2 separate regions of the Homo sapiens genome follow, and region 2 is linked to region 1. A link is a loop called in an ENCODE intact Hi-C map of the cell type or tissue named here. Cell type or tissue: HepG2. All regions are shown on one strand. Each heading gives the region's core, and the rest is flanking DNA. Links, peaks and the distances in the headings are about the cores only. Region 1 has its middle 160 kb from the start of SH3BP4. Region 2 overlaps LOC105373933 (a long non-coding RNA gene).

Region 1 (2,916 bases), core at 315-2,814:
AGAAGAAACAGAAAAAGCAAATGGGTAGGCTTCAGAAAAGTTTAGGGGCTTGTAGAGAGGGAGAAAAAAGAAAAGAAGAAAAGGAATTTTAAAAGGATTACTGTCGTGTGTGAAATATATGTCATTTAACTTTCTTAGAGACATGACTGTGATTGGCATTACAGTTACTTCGCATGCTTTGGATGACACCATGGTGAGAATGGGCCACGTGGACCATTGAGATATATTTGGATTTCACATGGCAGAGAAAATCAGCTGAATGATAATTAATGACGCATCTGTTTTTGAAAGTCTATTGTTTTATATTGAGCTATGTAAATTTGATATAGGAAAGATTCATGAAATCTCACTCCAAATGACATGGATTCTCTCCAAACTAAGAAAAAAAATCACCAAGAATAGCATACTGTAATTTCAAAGCTTGCAAGCGGCTTTGAAATTTTAAAATATTCATATAATTTTTTAAAGGATGGGTAGGAATTTCTGTACACAGTGGAACTATTCCTGCCATATGACAATAGCATAAAGACAAGCTAGAATGGACTCTGCTTGCAAGCTTTGAAATTACAGTATGCAATTCTCAGTGATTCTTCTTCCTAGTTTGGAGAAGATCCATCTCATTTGGAGTGAGATTTTATTAATCTTTCCTATATCACACTATTTTTAATTTACATAACTCAAACAAAGAAGGGTACCGTGTGGGTGGCATTTCGTTTGCAGCATAGAGGAGGTGGTGGAAGTGAGTCCTTCTGTGACTTGACCAGAGATGTGAGCATGAGAAAGTATTGGCTGAGCCTGGTTCTCTGGTCTGAGACTCAGGGACATTCAGCTCAGTCCCCTTCCACCCGCACACCCCCACCTGATGCTGCTGTCATCGTGCCTCATCTGGCCACATCTCTCATCTTTGGCTCTGCACTCAAGGTCATCCATAATGCGAAGCCACCTCTCCAGCCATGCCTTAGCTCCCACTTTTCCTGAAAGTGAAGCTCTGCCTCTCTCACCCCGTGGTCCTTCCCGATGCTCCCATCCTGCAGGCCAAGCCATCCTCTCCCCCACGACTTGCCCCTGCTCCTCTGCTTCCAGCCCCTGCAGTTTTTGTGTTCACTGCAGACTCTGGGGCCTCCAAGAGTTTGTTTCAAACACCTTCTTTTTTTTCCTTTCATTCCTTGGATCTGCTTACCACGATCTCAGCCTTTAATTGTTGGTGCCTCCTGGGCAGCAGCCCTTAGTTGTGTGTTGTTTATATCCTTCCCTCATCGACCAGTGCTTGATACATTCTAAATTATTTCAAATTAATTTGTAAAACCCACAATTATTATCATTTCACTCATATTCCAGGTCAATTTTGACAAAGGTTTCATAGATTTTCATTGAAAATGACATATATCTTAGGAAGAGTTAATACAAAGGTGAAGTTTATGTCAATATATATTTTATTTTTTTCAAAATTATAGTATGAAGTTTTTTCTGGAGAAGGACAAATTTTATTGAATTCCTACACAGGAGTTTCTCTTCTCCTTATCAAATGGTACAGGAATTAAGCATGAAAGGTTAATTCACACAGTCTTAGAACTCTCTCTTCCCTACCTTCTTTCTGCAAAACCAGAAAAAAAAAGCCTGTTTTCAGTCAATAGCTATTTTATTACTCTGTTTGTTAAATAATTTAACTTTATTTGCAATACTATACCTCCCCCTGGTGGAAATAAACAGGCTGTAACAATTACAATCTTTCTTTTTCTGAATCCATTGCAGCGGATTGTGAAAAGACGAGGAAGGAAACAGTAGCTTGTTTATTTCCAGTCCGTTCATCCCAAACTAGTAATTCCATCTCCATTGGTTCTGTATCTGAAATTTCTTTTTATTCTTTATTTTCCTCCCTAACTTATGATGTTGTATATGGTCTTGCAACTTAAATTCTTTTGTAATGTTATTCAAATGAAAATTCATAGATTTTCCAAAGTACTTTATTTCCTAAGCTTTCATGTATTAATTAATAATGCTTTTACCTTTATGGGCCAATTTTAGACATATAGCCCATCAGTCTGAGCTGATAAGCATAATTGAATAGTGCCTTTGCCTGAAGTAATTTCAGAGAAAGCTAAGAAGCCTGCTGCTTTAGAAATATTTGGGGTGTTTTTATTAAGAAAATAAGCAAAAAAGCCTAGTGGAATACTATCTTTTAAACCTTTATACTTGTAGAGAACAAATCATTTTGTTTAATTGATTTGTTCTAGAGGTGACAAAACTGAGGACCTTACCTGAGATGACAAAGATAGTTAAGTGGTGGGACTGTGATCAAAATGTATTAATGGATTGAAAGTCAGGAAGCTGTCTCCTCGCTTGAAACTTAGTGGGCAACCACTAACGACTAAGGAATAGATTGAATGCCTGGGGATCAGTTTTACATGGGGAAGTGAATCACAGTTTCCTAGAGTAAATGGAATAACAAAAAAGAAATATCAAGGTGACTGAAAAAAAAAGCATAAAATCTGACACGTAATAAGTGCTATTTATTAAAAGGCAAAGGCTTCCATCTTCTATTAGAATACAAAACCACAATAGACTGCTGATTAAAAGAGAAGTTACAATTAAATAACATTAAAAGTTTATTCTATATGGAAAGCATGACAGGCAACGGTGAACAAAACAGATAAATGTTTGGATGGTTTGGCAAAGACGATAAGAAACAAAGTGGTAAGGTGGTAACTCTCCCTGCTATTATGGTCTCTGGAGTTTCTCCACTCCTATTTTTTCCAGGCTACCAAACTACTAGCGAGAGAAAGAAATTTTATGACAGCAATGGCTAGAAAAAATACTTGAGACAAAATTGGACATTTAAATTTATAGAAAGTGCCATCTACAGCTTTAAAAATACATAAAGCAAAAACTGAAATACAAGGAGTAATTAACAGAAGC
Region 2 (2,916 bases), core at 250-2,749, 830 kb before region 1:
GTTCCTTTAGAGACTTCAGCCACATCTGCAGAAGATACTCAACTGGACTGACAATTAAATAAGGGCACATTAAAACAAAAGTAAGGCCCAGGTGCAGGGGCTGACGCCTGTAATACTAGCACTTTGGGAGGCTGAGGTGGTTGGATCTTCTGAGGTCAGGAGTTCCAGACCAGCCTGGCCAACATGGCAAAAGCCCATCTCTACTAAAAATAATTTTTTAAAAAATTAGCCAGGTATGGTGGTGCATGCTTGTAATCCCAGCTACTCAGGAGGCTGAGGCAAGAGAATCACTTGAATCCAGGACATGGAGGTTGCAGTGAGCAGAGATCGTGCCACTGCACTCCAGCCTGGGCAACAAGAGCAAGATTCTGTCTCAAAGAAAAAAAAGTGAGAGGGTGTTCCCACCTTCCCTGCTGTTCAGGGCAGAACAGGAACAATGGGTACGTTCACACCTGTCCATGGGGAAACCGCTGCTGCTCATCTGGGAGGCAGTGGGGCCATGACCATAGTGAGCTTTAAAACTGTTTGGATCCTTTGACCTCTTGATTTTGCTTCCAGGACTCCACCCCAGCAATCAAGATTCACAAACCACCTTTTCCTTATAGCATGGTTCATAATAGTAAGATTAAAGACAATAGAAATGGCCAATAAAAGAAGAATGACTATATAAATTATGGGCCAGCCACAGAATGAAATGTGATGAGGCTATGCAAAAGAGGGCTTATAGAACATTTCATAACGCTTCCGTAGGTAATGCTATTCAACAACATCGAATATAGCATGATTAGTGAAGTACATATCCAATGGTGCACTTATGATTTGAAAGGAGATGCATGCAAACGCTAATGGGATTTATATCATTTATATCTTGAGAGCTGGATTGAGAGTGATTTTTATTTTGCTTCTGTATTTTTTTTAACATTTTCCACATTACCTGCAAAGAGAACATCCTACTTTGTTTGTTGTCTTTTTTTTTTTTTTTTTTTTTTTTTGAGATGGAGTCTCACTCTGTCACCCAGGCTGGAGTGCAATGGCATCATCTTGGCTCACTGCAACCTCTGCCTCCTGGCTTCAAGTGATTCTCCTGCCTCAGCCTCCTGAGTAGCTGGGATTATAGGCGCCTGCCACCAAGACTGGCTAATTTTTGTATTTTTAGTAGAGACCGGGTTTCGCCATGTTGGCCAGACTGGTCTTGAACTCTTGACCTCAGGTGATCCACCTGCCTTGGCCTCCCAAAGTGCTGGGATTACAGGCGTGAGCCACTGCGCCCAGCCCATGCTGCTTTTTAAGAAAGAAAAATCATAAAACACTTTACAATTAACACCATGTGAAATAAGGCCTGTAGAAACACAGAAGATAGAGTTGTGGGCCTAGGCTTATTCCTTGGCCTGCCGGGCGGGGAAGGACATCTGAACACTAAAAGGTTCACCTATAAGAAAGAGGAAAAGTGTCCCAGCAGGAGAAACGGCCTGTGGGGAACACATAGAGATGCGGTGTGAGAGGCAGCTGCCTGGGAGAATTGTTCTCCCATCCCTGTTGCGGCAAAATGTTGCTTACAGGCTCAGACACGTGATGCTCTCTCCACGGTCAGGATCTACCTACTAGAAGCTCCTGTTTCACCTGTGCCCTAATTACAGCCACCCCCGCGCCCTTCTCCACCATCACCTGAGTCAAGTGCCTACACCTCTCTGTTCCCTACGTTAGGGCCCACGACCAGCTGAGCCTAACATCAAAAGTTCCCTCTGTGACCAGAAGAGGGCGCGGTGGTGCAGGATGGGCGTCCCAGGAAGGCCAGGACTTAGGTTCAAATTCCCGTTTTGTCCATTCCTGTAACCTGTGAAGTTCACGTGGGTAACATGCGTGTGACAACACCTCATCACGGGGTTCTTGCGAAATCAAATACAACAGTGACATACAAATGGCTTGCAAGCTGAACTCCTGTGACTCTGAGGGATTACCAACTTCTGTCAATACTTTATTCAGTGTTGAACCCCCAGGTGATGCGTGGCTCACTTTACCTGAACCTTCACCTCCCAGAGAGGTCTTGGCATCTGCCTGCTTGTAGGGACTGTGGCCCCTGTCCATGCCCTGCTCCTGCCCTTTGAGTTCCAGGGTCTGTCTGCTGTAAAAGCCTGCTGGACTCTGCTCCTGACTCAGTTTGACCAGCTGGCTGGGCTCTGGTGTGGCCCACAGCCTAGGAGGAAGGATGTTGTGTCCCGGCCAGGTGCTCATGGGCTCAGTGAGCAGCACTTTGAACTCTAGGCGCAGTAACAAGGGCCTCCCTCATGACCCCTCATGACCAAATGAACCCTCGACTCTGGGGAGTGGTCCTCATCTTGCCACTCTATGCCTTTATACCCAGACCCAAATTTCCTCCAGGGCAGTGGTCTGTTCTTACCTGCCTTTCCAAATGCCAGTCTTCCACCCTAAATTCCAGTGTCCATGGATGGGGACCCATCACTGCTGTCCAGGTTCCGAGTCACCCTCCTGCCTCCATTTTCACCACATACCCAGCCCAGCCCAAGAGATGGGACCTCTCTGATGGGAGCTCTCAGGCCTTTGCTTTGACTCTGACTCAGAGCCTCCCCGGACAGTGGTGCAGTGTGTGCACTGCTCACCCCCAGGCAGTGTTGCTCATACTTCAGTCTATAAAAAGCAAGGCAAGGCCTGAACAGCTGCAAACAGCAGCCCTGCTAGGGCATAGCTTTCCAGCTGTGATCCAGGCATGTGGCCCTGGCTGCTTCATGAAAGGCCCTGGATCTGAGCCCTGGCCTGGCCTCTTCCAGATGTAAGATGGGGAAGAGCTCAGAATCTCTCTGAACCTCCATTTCCTTAACTGTAAAGTGAGGGGCTGGATTGCTTGATTTCTAAGCTCAATTATCTAGACATGCCAAAATGTACTATCTACCTGATTCT

The links. Peaks named below come from ENCODE experiments on the same cell type or tissue, not always from the same donor. Only the 100,000 strongest peaks of a DNase experiment are listed, where the experiment ranks them.
Region 2: it touches region 1 in a loop (21-fold over the local background); 5 of 110 quality-filtered maps call a loop at or near these places.

Annotation. Positions count from the first base shown.
Region 1 is chr2:235,115,401-235,118,316 of GRCh38, forward strand. No RefSeq gene overlaps it. Among named protein-coding and RNA genes, the nearest start is that of SH3BP4, 160 kb to the left of the region's middle. In HepG2, for the core only: a CTCF peak has its summit at 1,703 (motif pointing left); a DNase peak (open chromatin) is centred at 1,721.
Region 2 is chr2:234,287,349-234,290,264 of GRCh38, forward strand. All of the region lies in intron 2 of LOC105373933 (a long non-coding RNA gene), which reads right to left. Among named protein-coding and RNA genes, the nearest start is that of LINC01891, 170 kb to the right of the region's middle. In HepG2, for the core only: a CTCF peak has its summit at 1,761 (motif pointing right); a DNase peak (open chromatin) is centred at 1,823.